Linked DNA regions of Mus musculus: region 2 is linked to region 1. Evidence: chromatin loops called from intact Hi-C (ENCODE). Cell type or tissue: left cerebral cortex. All regions are shown on one strand. Each heading gives the region's core, and the rest is flanking DNA. Links, peaks and the distances in the headings are about the cores only.

The links. Peaks named below come from ENCODE experiments on the same cell type or tissue, not always from the same donor. Only the 100,000 strongest peaks of a DNase experiment are listed, where the experiment ranks them.
Region 2: it touches region 1 in a loop (2.0-fold over the local background); 4 of 42 quality-filtered maps call a loop at or near these places.

What each region holds. Positions count from the first base shown.
Region 1 is chr9:104,071,881-104,079,463 of GRCm38, reverse strand. It overlaps Acad11 (acyl-Coenzyme A dehydrogenase family, member 11), which reads right to left. Exons shown (of 20, transcript NM_175324.4): 2 at 5,743-5,842; 3 at 3,522-3,647; 4 at 2,973-3,134; 5 at 737-901. Among named protein-coding and RNA genes, the nearest start is that of Acad11, 12 kb to the right of the region's middle. In left cerebral cortex, for the core only: a CTCF peak has its summit at 3,451 (motif pointing left); no DNase peak of the experiment used is centred there.
Region 2 is chr9:104,176,304-104,183,886 of GRCm38, reverse strand. It overlaps Dnajc13 (DnaJ heat shock protein family (Hsp40) member C13), which reads left to right. Exons shown (of 56, transcript NM_001163026.1): 37 at 1,198-1,382; 38 at 1,785-1,859; 39 at 2,769-2,888; 40 at 3,639-3,818; 41 at 4,918-5,085; 42 at 7,116-7,229. It overlaps Gm46130 (a long non-coding RNA gene), which reads right to left and starts at 2,175. Exons shown (of 5, transcript XR_003948220.1): 1 at 1,954-2,175. In left cerebral cortex, for the core only: no CTCF peak of the experiment used is centred there; DNase peaks (open chromatin) are centred at 3,347 and 3,653; H3K27ac peaks cover 1,255 bases.

The sequences.
Region 1 (7,583 bases), core at 801-5,800:
CACATAACAATTGCTCTCTTGCTGTTTGTCAGTTATCTTTTCTCTCCATCTGTGGTTTATGCTTGTTAGGAGAAATGTTTCTGGGCACAGAGTTGCTCACAACTGAATGCTTGTTGACATGAATTCTGCCAGCCATGTTATTCCATGAAGCTGGCTCTTTTTTTAAAGGTTCATTTATTTATTTTATGTACATGGGTACACTGTCATTCTCTTATGCACACCAGAAGACGGCATTACAGGTGGTTGTGAGCCACCATGTGGTTTCTGGGAACTGAACTCAGGACTTCTGGAAGAACAGTCAGTGCTCTTACCCCCTGAACCATCTCTGCAGCCTGAAGCTGACATTTAAAGTAGTAGATTGAAGTCTTCTTCAACAAGAGAGACACACAGCAACCTCCAAGTCCTGCTTAAGTGATGACTATGTTACTGTTTAAGATTGGGACCAGGCCCAAAGGCAGAGTCCGGTGCCATAAACTCTGTAGGACTCATCTCCAGAAGCTTTAAGTGGGAGACAGACTGAGCTGTGGGGAAGAACAGAATGATCTGGGCTCCTTCAGGACACTGGGGCAGGTGGGGGACATCTGTCTGCTTCTGGAGCCTCAGGTCAGACCTAGACAGTGTCTGTCTGTCTGTCTGTCTGTCTCTCTCTCTCTCTCTCTCTCTCTCTCTCTCTCTCTCACACACACACACACACACAGACACACACACACACACACACACACACAGCTTGCGGTACCTCTTTGGGGTGGAAAACTATGTTGTCCAGCTTGAAGTCTCCGTGGACCAGGCACTCCTCACTGTCACTATCTGGCAAGTTCTTCATCAGCCACGTGGAGAGCTGGTCCATGGCAGGGATGCTCTGATGGGCTGAGGCCTGGTACTGCTTCGTCCAGGTGGACACCTGGGAAGGGACAGCGGTACAGACAGAACGTTCCGTTGTCCGTGACTCTAAGACCACTTCATCTGTGCCCAAGTCCACCTTACTCCAGAATGCTTAACAAAACAGTGCTCACATGCACCTCCCAGCAGCCTGAAACACTCCTATCAGCCGAAAGCCCCAAACATGCAGGTTTCTCTTCCAGGTTGTGCCATTTTACCTACGTAGGTTTCTATTGGACAAGAAGTAAAAACACTGGCATAGGTGTCAAGAATGGTCCTCACTCAGCCGGGCGTGGTGGCGCACACCTTTAATCCCAGCACTCGGGAGGCAGAGGCAGGCGGATTTCTGAATTCGAGGCCAGCCTGGTCTACAGAGTGAGTTCCAGGACAGCCAGGGCTATACAGAGAAACCCTGTCTCAAAAAAACAAAAAGACAAAAACAAAACAAAACAAAAAAAAACCAAACAACCCCCCCTCCACCAAAAAAAAAACCCCAACCAACCAAACAAAAAGAATGGTCTTCACTCAGTAAGTACTCCATGGAAGACAGAAATGCATACAAACAACCCCTCATACACACGTATACACACCACATGTAGTTTCTCACCCCTCTCTCTCATTGGGCTCTCTCTCTCTCTCTCTCTCTCTCTCTCTCTCTCTCACACACACACACACACACATGTACACACACCACAAGCAGACAATTTCTCCCTGAAAAGGGGGCAATGAAAGCTAGAAAGAGCTTTTCTCACTTAACATCCTTTCCCTCACCCACAGAGTATTTTAAAGATACCATTAAGAGTAAAGCAGACTTTATATTGCTCTTAGAATTAGAAGCAAACAAAATCCCCCTACACGGGTCTCACTGGCTGGGATTTATATACTGTCTAGGAACTTACTTGTGTATTACCGGGTCAGTATAACCTTCATATTCCTCATCTGCAAAATGAGGTTAATACCCGTCTTGTGAGTTCTGCAGAGATTTTTAAATGAGGTAGTCTACAGCTCACTTAGCACTCAATAGCACACATCGAATACTCTACTCTCTCATATCTTCCCACCCCACTCTCAAAGGGCGTACTTATAATAGAATACAGCCCATGAGTGCCTAGTCTTACCTGCATTTGGTTGCAAGGGTCACCATCTCATTATTAATTCTCTATATCAGTTCCTTTCCACATCCAAGCACAGGCATGTATGCCTGTGCCCTAGACATACAGCTCTTGCAATGAGCACTGAACAATTTACTAATAGGTAGTAAACTCAGGGAAATAGACCATTCCCCAGCTTCATGTATATGAGACTCGTGAATGAGCATCTTAAAAACAGCCACAAGCTTCTTTAGGGCAGGAACCTATTTCTTATTTCTTGATATTTAAAAAAGTATCTTGCAAGCATTAAATTGATAAAAGCTTAATAGATTTTTGCTTAGCACAACCTAGAAAGGGAAAACTGAGAAGAAAATCTACTGGTAAACCAAGTGAAAAGCAGAAATGGAAGCCTTTACTAAACAAAAGTTATCTAAAAAATAAAGTTAGTGGGAGAGGAGATGGCTCAGTCAGTAAAGGGCTTGCTGGGCAAGCATGGGGACCTAAGCATGGTCCCCAGAACCCAGACAAAGAGAAAATAAGGAAGGATGGAAGAAAAGAAGACAAAGAAAGCCAGCTAGGCATGGTGGTATATGCCTGGAGTTCTAATAGTGAGGAGTAGAGACAGGAAGAGCCCTCAAGCTCACTGGCCAGTCAGACTGCCTAATCAGAACGCTTCAGGCCAATGAGGTGCCTCACCTAAAAAATGAGGTGGATGGCTCCTGAATATGAAAGCTGAGGCGAATCCCTGGCCTTCATTCCACACCCATGTGCCATACTTGTGTACCTGCAGATACAGGTTCATCCACTCAAAATACACACACACACACACACACACACACCAGCATTATTTCATGCTAAAAAGATATCTGAATACATTACCAAAGAAGATGTTAAGTGGCAAAATTTCAGACAGCCACATAACAAACAGGGCTTGCTTTCACTAGTCATTCATAGTACGTTACTTCTGAGACCATGCAGTACATTCTGACGCAGATGGCTTACCTGCCTTTTGCAGTACCCGACTCCAGTACCGTATTTGTCCAGCTTCAGCGAGCGTATATCCAGAGAATGTAGCCATGCCAGGGTTTCTGCCACAGACACATATATAGCAGCACGTTCTGCTGAGCTAACTCCAGGAATGGAAAAATCACGAAAGATCCGACCCTATCAAAGTGATCACAATGGCCAGTTTTTAAATAGCTGACAGACAAACTCAGCAAACTACAGAGCATGTTAGGCGTAGGCTTGTCTGTGAAATGTGTATGTGGATACATACCAAAGGCAAAATTCAAGGACATGCTAGAAGCAGTTTAAACCTGAAGGTTTTAAACTGCTTGTAACCCACATCTTCAAATTAAAAACAATTTGAATTTGCTCTTAATGGTTTGTTCTTTCTATGTGGAAGGGTGCCTCCCCCCAATAAGAACACACACACATCCCCATCTCCCTGTTTGGCTACAATTGTTGGTAGCTCTTTACTGCCACCTAGAGGGGTATTTAAGAACAAGTTAGCAATATAAAAGCACCAACCAAGTAAGATTGTTAACTTACCTGCACATGTTCCATTACATAAAATTCCGTTCCGATAACTGAAGCATCTCTGCAGTATAGCAGGGGCTTGGCAACAGGAAATCCAATGGAAAACAAGGCTTTCTGGATCTTGAATTCTCTGTCAATCTAAATAGGATTATTAAAATCCAGAAACAGAAATTTAATAACTACATGTGGGCTAACCTTAACTGAGGCTATTGGCTACAACATGTGTCAATATGTAACCCAGAGCTGACAGTAATATTCCCTTAACAGGAGCTTGTTCAGCCATTACAATTACAAAGTAGGCCATCTCTAAAGCATGATCATTTATTTAACTGGGGTAAAAAGATAGGCATTTGCATGAGGCTTACTACTGGCTCTTGTAGCACAAAGGCAACCGCCTGGCTATATTTCACAGGTTTTTGTTAAAGGGCATTTCTGTGTTCTCACAAGTTCCCTGCTTGTTGGCTTCACCTCTCCCTTCGTAGTTCTCAGGAGGCTTAGGATTGAGTTCCTCTAGTCAGATACAGGAGCTGGAGAAGGCAGGCAGTGGTTGTGGGAAGGGGAAATCACCTATTCCTTCTGATCATCAAGAGAGCAGCAAACTTCCAAGGAAGGAGCATGAAGACCCTTATAGGTACATGGTCTGTTCTGGGAACCCAGATAACTGAAGGGAACCAGGTGCCCAGAAGTTGATCTTAAAGCTGGGGCTCAGGAAAGAGAAGAGGAAACCTTATATCCTTGGGTGGGACACCTGCAGACCCAGAAAGGTCCCAAGGCTGTGGCTTACAGCAGAGATGTAATATGGGTGAACAAGGATGATTTGTGCATGTAGAAAGTGCCTGCCACACTGGGGCAGAAGTGACTGACCAGTTCCAGGGAAGGGGAAACATGTTGCTCAGCTTGAGTTCAAAGAGTAATGCAGTCATGGACCAGGGAAGTAATTAACCCAAAGTGGGAACTGTCCATAGCACTGAGGGCTATTGAAAGAGATGTGGCAGGAACTGAGAGCGGATGGCAGGGAGTGTGTGAGTGTGTGTGTGTGTGTGTGTGTGTGTGTGTGTGTGTGTGTCAGGGGAGGGAGGGGCAAAAGGGTTAGGGACAACAGCAAAGCAGGGACACTGCTTTTTAAAACACAGCCTTGGGGAAAGCCGAGGAAGTTCAGACAAGGTGCTCCACATCTATGGAGCTGGACTTAGGCTGAGAGCTTTCTGCGGTGTTCAAGTGGGACATAGTCAGGAGGAGACTCAAAGAGGACTGCTTCTGAGGTAGACATTTCTAGGCAGGGTGGGGGTGGGGTTTGCTTTCAGCCATGCCATGTTGACATTAACAAAAGTTACCCAACTCCTTTTTTGTAAGCATCTAAGTTACTTCATGTTGTCAGGAGTATGATGGAGCCAAGAAAATGAGCATCTGTGTCCCCTGTCACTATGATATCGAACCCGCCCACAGTGGTCTTTCCTGGTGAAGGACTACGAAGCACATGATGCCAGTATCACCCACGTATGCAGAGTACTTAGTACATTTTGCAGGACTTGCATTTATGTCCCTTCCTGCTATCTTGAGATAATTCCTGTTTTTGCAACCAGGAAAATTTAGTTTAAAAAATTGACTGGCAAATCATGTTTGTATGTATTTATGAGGTATAGCACAATAACTTGGTTGACGTATTTATTAGGTAGTGAACAACTCAGAATAATTAGAAAATTTAATCTGTAACAGACATCTTCTTTAATTTTCCCTGATGATTCTAAACCTTAAAGCCTACTGTACAATGACACTCAGGTCTTTCTCTTTTTTTAACCCCTGAATGATTATAAGATGCCCAAGGTAAATACATTAAACTCATCAAGTAAAGACCATCATTATAGACAATGCTCTTGGCATGCAGAGACAAAAAAAAAAAAAAAAAAAAAAAAAAAAAGAAAGAAAAAAGAAAAAGGCAGCTAGAAATGAGTAACAGCGAACATATCCGCAGGGAACAAGGAAGCTCACTGGGATGGGAGTTTAAACACATCTTTGGTCTTCAACTGCAGATCCTTTTTTTTTTTTTTTTTTTTTTTTTTTAAAAAAAAGGACACGCAATCCAAGTGAATTTGTAATTAAAAGTGAAGTGTGCTTGCATTAGTCAGTAACTGCGTGAGGAGGTCTTCAAATGCAGATTCGATTGCTCTTGTGCTTTTCCGAGGCGGTTACCTGTGGTGGAAAAAAGGCTCGCTGCTGCACTTCTGTGTCATACCTTATGTGCTTTGGGAAGAAGAGAGCCGGGTGGTTTCTTCCTGAGAACATAGGCTTGAGATCCTTTCTGGAGAAAGAAGGTTGGGTTTGACTGTCCTGATCTAGGGGGGGAAAAAAAAAGAGTTCACAGGTCAATTATAAACATGTCTCTTTCCTGAAATCCTACTGAAATCTCAGAAAACACAGGAATCCAAAATAAACATCTCAACACTGGGCTGACCACAGGGACCGGTCAGTAGCTTGGGCAGGCTGCCACTCGCAGCTCAGACAATCCCATCTCCTGTGGATTGGATTTCCGATCATTCTGGTTTCCTTGGGTTCTTTGTTCTACAGTCTTCTCTTGCATAAGTTCTTAAGCACTTCTAGCTGCATATAAACGTCTAGTTATTCCTGAAGCCTTTTCTGCAAGTCTCTTCCTCATAGCCTGTCGTAAACCCATCTCAGTCCATCCAGGAGGCTTTCATTCCCGTTTTTCCACTAATGCCCTTTCAAGACCGCTGGCACAAACCTCTGGCCACTCCTTTTCAAACTCCCTTGTATCCTCCTTGCAACGCTTCAACTTCTTAACACTGGGCTGCTGTGGCTGGATTGCTAAACCACCATTTTATTTAGATCCTCTTCACTTCTCTTTTCTCTTATTTCCTTTCCTTTTCCTCCCTTTCCTATTCTCCCTTTCTTCCTTCCTTTCAAAGATTTTACATTATATATATATATATATATATATATATATATATATATATATATGGCTCTATCTACATGTACATCTGTATGTCAGAAGAGGGCATTGGATCCCATTACAGATGGTTGTGAGCCACCATGTAGTTGCTGGGAATGGAACTCAGGATCTCTGGAAGTGTAGTCAGTGCTCCTAACCACTGAGCCATCTCTCCAGTCCCCCTAGATTCTTTTTCTAGGTAAGCTGTTCTGTCTTGTGGCTTCCAACACCTTCTCTGTCAATTGCTTTCAAACCTGTCTAGACCATTTCTCTGCCCCGAATCTATACCCAGCTGGTTACTCTAACACATTCACTCAACTGTCTAGAAACCATATGAAACTTAACAAAACAGAACTTATATATATATATATATATATATATATATACATATATTTAAAAATATTAGTAGCATTTCTTTTCACTACAAGAAAATGTCTTCCAGAAGTAATTTATGGGAGACAGAAAAACACCATTTATTTCGCGCTGAGTTTCAGGGTTTATGGTCTATCTCACGGGAGAGCATGGCACAGTGGCCCAGTCTGTGGTGGCAGGAGATTGCAGTAAGTGCTTCTAACCTCTTGGCAAGTCAGGAAGCATCGTCCCAGCTGGAATCTGAACTGAAGGACATATGACCTTCAAGGCCTGGCCCCTGCAGCCCACTTCTGTGAGCTAGGCTACATGTCACAAAGGTTGTTGTCAGTGGTCTGGGTATCTCCAGGTTTGGGGTATCTTCAAGAAGTCCACATCAGTGTCAAGGCAGCGAGAAGTTTTATAGAAAGAGATGATGTAGGGTCTCATTCAAGGACTCATTTGGCTACTTGAGCAAGGGTACGCCAAAGCAGCGCTTACTGTTTGGGGCTTTCTTTTGTGGGTCCAGCAGGAGGAAGGTTGGTTGGTTGCTAAGGACATACTGAGAATGGTTCTCTGCTTTGATAGCCTTGGGCTACATTAGTTTTTACGGTGAATGTACTTTTCCATAGTGATTTTACTCATAAGCATGCCCAATCAAGTATAGGCATAAGTTGGTAAACACCAGTTTCCCTAAAAGTTCACTCAGAAGACACAATTTGTCTTTCTGTGTATAGCCTCCAAACTAGTCCTGACTGGATGGGCCTTTAGCATCTAGT
Region 2 (7,583 bases), core at 1,657-6,656, 100 kb before region 1:
AGGAAGTGAGAGCGCATGGTGGGGATTTGAGAACAGCATTTGATGTCTGGGGAACTTAGGATGAGAGGGAGTTGTGATTGGAATTTGGAAGGGGCAGCTGAGAATTTAGCAGTTGGATCATTGAGGAGAGCTTGCTGGATGCGCTTTGGTGTATTTGTCTTAAAGAGACTAGGTACATAAAACATCTCAGCTATGTGGCTTCCAGAGGTCACAAATCTGCATCAAAATCTTGAATAATTTGTTTTAAACACACATACCTACTTGCTTACTTTATTTCTAAAGTCAGCTTAAAACAGTATAACTTAAGTCAGGTAATTATTGATCAGCTTTAAAATATAAAAATACTTTATTCCTAATTACAAGTGAAATTACAGAGGTGCTTAAAAATCATGGCTCAAGAGTCTAGACAAGTGGATCAGTGGTTAAGACTGGCTGTACTTACATAAGACCCAGGTTCAATTCCCAGAACCCACGTGGCAGCTTAACAACCATCCGTACCTCTAGTTCCAGGGGATCCAGTTCCGTGTACTGGCCTCCAAGAGCATCAGGCGTGCGTAAATATGCATGCATAAATGCAGACAAGACACTCATGCACATAAAAAATAAATTTAAAAATATATATCATGACTGATTATTTGCATAGCTTTGCCTCATTTAATAGGTTTTTCTTTTGCAAACACTACCTGTGGATGACAGCTTTCACCTCTAACTGTACTTATCAGAACAGAATTGGGCAAATAGTTAATACATTTTCTATTTAGTATTTCTAGTAACAGTTCATATTTCAGGATTTGTAAATGTTTCAAACAAATAGTAAAATAGAAAGAGCAGGGAGCCTGTTCTTAGAAGCTGATCACAGAGTGCTAACGTGCTCGCCACACGGAATCTCGTTCTTCTTAAGAGAGTTGTGTGCTGAATGCCCGTGTGATTGCAGGGGCACTTGCTGTGTCTTACAGCGTGTAATCCGGTGAGAACTTATAAAGGTCACCTGGATGGCAGAAAGCAGATATTCTGCAAAATCAGTTATTTCCATGCCAGGTGCAGTCAACTTACTGGAAAATGCTGTAGCTCGTAACATGAGCTCACCGCAAAGGAGAGGTGAAGTAGGAGACTTTAATAGAAGGCTGTTCATTTTTTGAGGTAGCATAACTGAGCCTTGCTTGGTGTGACCATAACACTGTCTTTCTATTACTTTAGAGTTACAGCCTTATAAATATGCAGGATATCCCATGCTAATTAGGACCATAACAATGGAGACTTCAGATGACCTCCTCTTCTCAAAAGAATCACCACTGTTGCCTGCGGCTGCAGAGCTGGCTTTCCACACAGTCAACTGCTCAGCCCTCAACGCTGAAGAGCTCAGGAGAGAGAATGGCTTAGAGGTAATAGACTTTCCACCGGCCGATCTGTACGCTTGGCCAGGCACATTAAGTGGCTTTTGACAATACACAGTCTCAGTACAAATGAATTTAGTGCAGTTTTTCCTTTTCCTTTATCCCAGCAGATAGCATAGCATCATAGTCTCTGTATTCTAGGCAGAGAGTACTGAGTTCACAGGCGGTAAAGAGAATGTTGAATATAAAGTAGTGCCTGGGAATGCTTTTAATAGGCAGCAAAGCCCTGAGGCCCCTTTTTACCTGCTTATTTAACAGATGTCAATTAAGTTCGTGTTTAATTACCAAATGGGTAACATTAAAAGGTTATGTGCTCTTATTCCTGCTAGAAAAGGTTTTTTTACCCTTCAAGTCAAACGGAGAATTAATGGCATACTTCCTTCTTGACAGGTATTACAGGAGGCATTTAGTCGCTGTGTGGCTGTCCTGAATCGCTCCAGTAAGCCAAGTGACATGTCAGTGCAGGTAAGGCTAAGGAACCTCCATGATAGATGGGCACTTGGGATATCAGCTGGGGTTCTTAAAACACAGGCCACTCCCACCCTACTGAGTCTCTCACCCTAGGGTGGGCTGCGGGTGTGATTCAGGCAGGTTTGCAGCAGGAACCGTAACTGTCCTTGCTGCAGTCACCTTCCTCCTTTTAAAGAAGGTGGGGTGCAGCGTGTTGACCCACAGGCTCCCTTCAGCAGTCAGCAGCTTCACACGCTCACCCATCTGTCATTCTTGGCTCACTCACCTCTGCACTTCCCAGTGCCCCCCCCTCCCCTGGTCCTCCAAGTACACTAACTGGCTGTTGTTTGTGGAGGCTGAGAGAGCTTGGTTCTTTGGTAGAAAACCCACTATGACTTCACAGAGCATGGCTTCTGTGTGGCCCTTCATTTCTCTAGGCTAAGAGTATAAATCAGTTGAGACTGGCTTTGAGTTGCAGCTGCTATGGTAAAGTGGCTTATGTGAGAAGAATTTACAGTATCGTGCCCTGCTAATAAATGCACAAAAACATCTTAACTAAGAATCTCATGAACTCTTAGAATAAAGTTGAGTAAGCATATAAGGTATTAGGTTTTCATTCTCTGGCATATAATCCATTGTAGTTTATTGGTTTTTTAATAACACTTTTAACATTTTTAAAGAACAAAAGTATTCTTGGCTCAATGGTGGCACAAAAACAGGCTGTGATGTGTTTGTCCGTGGTATGCTGACTTCTGCACCTATAAGAAATCTTAAGATTACTGCTAATTTAGTCAAAATGTCCTGGTAATATTAGAGCATCACATATAATATTAAGCATCGTCTCCCATCTGTGCTGATGTGTCTTGTTGAGTCTTACATAAGGACTGCGTATGTGACTGCTTCTGTCTCTTGTGCTATCTGCAGGTGTGTGGACACATAAGCAGATGCTACAGTGTGGCTGCCCAGTTTGAAGAGTGCCGGGAGAAGATCACAGAAATGCCTGGCATCATCAAGGACCTCTGCCGGGTGCTGTATTTTGGCAAGGTAGAGCTCATACCTGTCACCTGTTCCCTCTGGATACAGTCATCAAGGGTTTTCTTTCAAACAGCCAGTGCTTGAGTTACAGCCATGTGCTTACCTAAGATCATTTTTAAGTAAATCACTGGTATCTCTAAGTATTCTTGTAGGGACATTGCTGTACATGATCGGGTTTGTTCCTATCCTGGCACACAAAAGGTAACACTGGAGTGACATAGCTAGAAGAAATGAGTCAGACTTAACTTGAAGAAGAACAGAGAGGATGGGACTCCAATCTAAAAGGGCAGGACTTTGTAAAGCCTGTGGTCCAGTCACTGCTGACTGTAAAGGCTTCCAAGATCTGAGACCATGCTGATTCCCTGGAAACTCCCGAGAAGCCAGCTCTGAAGCTGCTATGGCTGACTGGGAAGAGAGATGTCGGCTGCGTTGAGTAGAAGGGGTGGAGGCACAGATCTTGGAATGAGGCAGCTGGGACTGGGGAACTTGATCAGAGTTCCTCAGCTGCTTCTGTTTGATGCCTGCAGGTTTAATAGGAACAAGGATGCTGATGTTGTGTTACACAACCTCTGGTTGTGTTAACAGTGCTGCTGTTGATGCTTTATTGCATTTAAATGGAAGTCAAGAAAGTGGATTGTCTGCGTCTTTGCACACTATGAGATGTTTTGTACAAAGAGACAGCTAGTTGGGCTGTGCCTGTTGCTGGTTTTCCTTGGCAGTGTTTTCACCCCGCAAGTCAGTTCTTTCTTCTCCTTGCAGTGTATCCCACGGGTGGCCGCCCTCGCAGTAGAATGTGTCAGCTCTTTCGCTGTGGATTTCTGGCTACAGACACATCTATTTCAGGCTGGAATTTTGTGGTATCTGCTTGTTTATCTGTTTAACTATGACTATACATTGGAAGAGAGTGGCATTCAGAAAAATGAAGAAACAAACCAGCAGGTAACTTTAGCCCAAACCCAAATAGACTTTTAGTAAGTCATTGGGAAGCAAAGCTTGAGCCATTCAGAGATGCTGTGTTTGAAGGTGGCTGTTGACGGCTTCTGACCTCAGAGTCACTGCACAGCCCAGACTGTCCTCCTTTCTGCCTCCAGCTCTCCAGTGCAGGGGTTACAGCTACTCACTACCATACCCAACACTTTTGCTCTGAACCACTTGTGCTTGAGGGACGGGAATCTAAGGAACAGAGATGATAGAATATTTTCTGTTACTCGAGTCAATTTTATGATTTCAGAATTATTTATGTACTTTATATAATGGGGAGATATAATAATATATCAAGGTGTTGGGACTAGCTCTCCACAACACCACTGTACTTGTCTGATTTTTGTAGTTGTTTTTGTTTTGTTTTTTTTTTTATCTTTTTTTATTTCTAGGTTTATATTTATAGTCATTCATAGTTCATATTTCCATCATGTGAATCTAGCAGTTAGGCCTACCTTACTATCTGTCTTAGTTAGGCTTTTACTGCTGTGCACAGACATCATAACCAAGACAACTCATATAGAAGACAACATTTAATCCCGGCTGACTTACAGGTTTAGAGGTTCAGTACATTATCAACAAGGCGGGAGCATGGCAGCATCCAGGCAGGCATGGTGCAGGAGGAGTTGAGAGTTCTACATCTTCATCTGAAGGCTGCTAGAATACTGACTTCTAAGCAGCTAGGATGAGGGTCTTAAAGCCCACACCCACAGTGACACACCTACTCCAACAAGGCTATACCTTCTAATTGTGCCACTCCCTAGGCTGAGTATATACACGAACCGTAACACTATCTCTTCCTCTTTGTCCTGCTCTCAAGTGATTCTGTAAGACACGTAAGACACTGCACTGGGTACAGATGAACATGTTGGTGCTAAGGGGTTTCCCTATCTGAAAACAAATTAAAACTCAAATGCGCCGGTCTGTGAGGCTGATCTGATACTCCTGTGCTGGCTGTTTCCAGTTTGATCATTAAAATGTTTCTGTTGTGTCACTAATGTAAGGAGACATATGGACATACTTTAATGTCTTTTTTTTTTTTTTTTTTTTGTAACAGGAAGTAGCCAACAGTCTTGCCAAACTCAGTGTCCATGCTCTGAGTCGCCTTGGTGGGTATTTGTCTGAAGACCAAGCAACCCCAGAAAATCCAACTGTAAGGAAGAGTTTAGCTGGCATGCTGACACCCTACATTGCTCGAAAGCTAGCTGTAGCTAGTGCTACTGAGGTATGGACTAGCGCTAGCCTGGGTTTGTGACTTGTGAAAGTCCTTTAAGTAGTAAAGGACCAGGACAATCCCTATTGCTCTAAGAAACTTGAGAATTGAACGTTCACATGCTTGTTCTCTCGGCTAAGAAGACGAGTGTATTGAGGGTTTAGAGCAGTGACCACACACCTCAGTCTCACCTCTGGGTGGAGAATTAGCTTCCTGTTTCTCTCTTTTTAAAAAAAGATTACTTATTTTATGCATATGAATACACTACCATTGCTCTCTTCAGACATACCAGAAGAGAGCACCATACCCCATTACAGATAGTTGTGAGCCACCATGTGGTTGCTGGGAATTGAACTCAGGACCTCTGGAAGAGCAGTCAGTGCTCTTAACCACTGAGCCATCTCTCCAGTCCTTCTTTGTTTCTCAGTAACAGAGCCTACCACAATTCTTACCAACCATGTGTCACAAAGAACTCAGACAAGAGAATGGGTTTGCAGTGATGTTTCCAGTCAGGGACCAAGTTTGTTTAGATGTCTCTTATAAGTCATAGATTATTCTTACTGCTACATAAATGTATTTATACATCAGTATTTATGCATATTTCAAGATGAAAATCAGCACTACTTCAGCGACCTCACAACATGTGTGTCTTTTTGTGAGGGCATTGGGAAGCAACCTAGGAAAACAGCATTGAAGAATTAAACTATAAAGCTACACTAAGTACGTGCTGAGTGCTTTAGGTAAGAGAAGCTTCAAGATTTTAAAAGGTTTAATGCAGCACTTAGGTGGTTCATAAAGAAAGATTATGTAGAGGCCCACCTTGGCTCAAAATGAGACCTGTCTCAAAAATAAAACAACAAAGATATTAAGTGAACAGGTCAGACCCCATGTTTGGTGTCAAAAAACTAATGGTGGTGGATTCACACCAGATGTTAGCAGTGCTCATCCTGGGAGCACACAACAGAGGGCTGGTTTTTCTTTTTTCTTTTTTTGTTTGTTTTGTTTTGTTTTGTTTTCCTTCTGTATTTTTGTTGTCTAATACTTTTATAAGAAAAAAGTCCTCTGGCTTCTAAAATTCCAAGTATGTGTAGAGTTTAAGCCCTCACTTATTTTGTTGTATATGCTTGTGGTGGTCTATATGGGGATGCAGTTCCCGTAAGGAGGAGTGAGCAGTATTCTCCCCAGATCTTTTACTCTCTAGTTTGATGCTTTTTGCTGACTGCAAATGTCCTCCTCAGAAATACCAGCAAGTTCATGGTTACTGTCTGCAGTCTTAAAATGTTTTATTTCAAAATCGAGTCTTTCTGTAATTTATATCTATATTTAATGAGATATTTATTTTAGACTGCCAGATCTCTGAGTGAGGATTTTTCTAATCATTTCTTTTCCTCAAGTAGGCTATAATCCTTCCCAACTCGTTCCGATAGCTGGGAACCAGACATTAAATATATGAGCCCAAGGGGCCATTCTCATTCAAAACCACCACACATACTCTACTTTCTTCCTGGCCTAGAGCTTTGCAAATGAGGACTAGAAATACTTTTTATTCAGTCACTTGAGATGTGGAATATGGGTTTATCCTTAGAGTTGAAAAGAAACTAAGGGAAGCCCCGTCTACTGGCAGAGGCCCTCAGCTATAGCCTGAGTCAGGGCAGAGGCAGGCAATTCAGGCTGCCACCCCCACTACACTCCATCTTATTTTCCTTTCTTAGGAGTGTGCTTCCTAAGACATAGATTTTGTTTTCAAGTATATGTGTGTGAAAGAAGTATGGTGTGGCCATTTTAGAAATGCTAACTAAATACCTAAGATACTGCATTTTCACGAGCAGAACTAAATCTGGTGAGTTGCCTGAACTAAGGCTCAGATTTCAGCCCCAGGTTCCCATTTACTCACATAAGAGCTGTGACAGTGTCAGCTTTTGAGGCCTTGGTTGTTCTTAACTGCAAGAAGGAGAGCATCAGCAAGCTTGTAAGACTGACAGGGGTACCAGTGAAGTCTGTCCCCTCAGGGCCCTTACTTAACAGTAATCCTGTTTCTCTAGACCCTGAAGATGCTTAACAGCAACACAGAGAGCCCGTATTTGATGTGGAACAACTCTACAAGGGCAGAACTGCTTGAGTTTCTTGAGTCACAACAAGAAAATATGATCAAAAAGGTATGTTAATGTTTTATATTTTCTTAGGTGACTTATTCTGATTGAATGAGTCTTGATGAAGCAGTGTGCTATTCACCAATGAAATGTTTAGTCAACAGCTCTAGCCACCTCTTAGCTGGGCATTTCAAGGATAGGCTAGTGTTGTATGAAGTCGTCCTCTAGGGGACGAGGGATGACTCAGCAGCTGTGAGCACCTACTGCTCCTCAGAGGACCAGATCTGTATTCCTAACCCTATAAGCTGCTCATAGTTCATGGGGGGGGGGGGGGGGTGTGTCTCTGATACATCTGCCTCAAAGTCACCTAGACTCAGCTGTACAAACACACACAGACAGACACACACATGTATTTAAGTC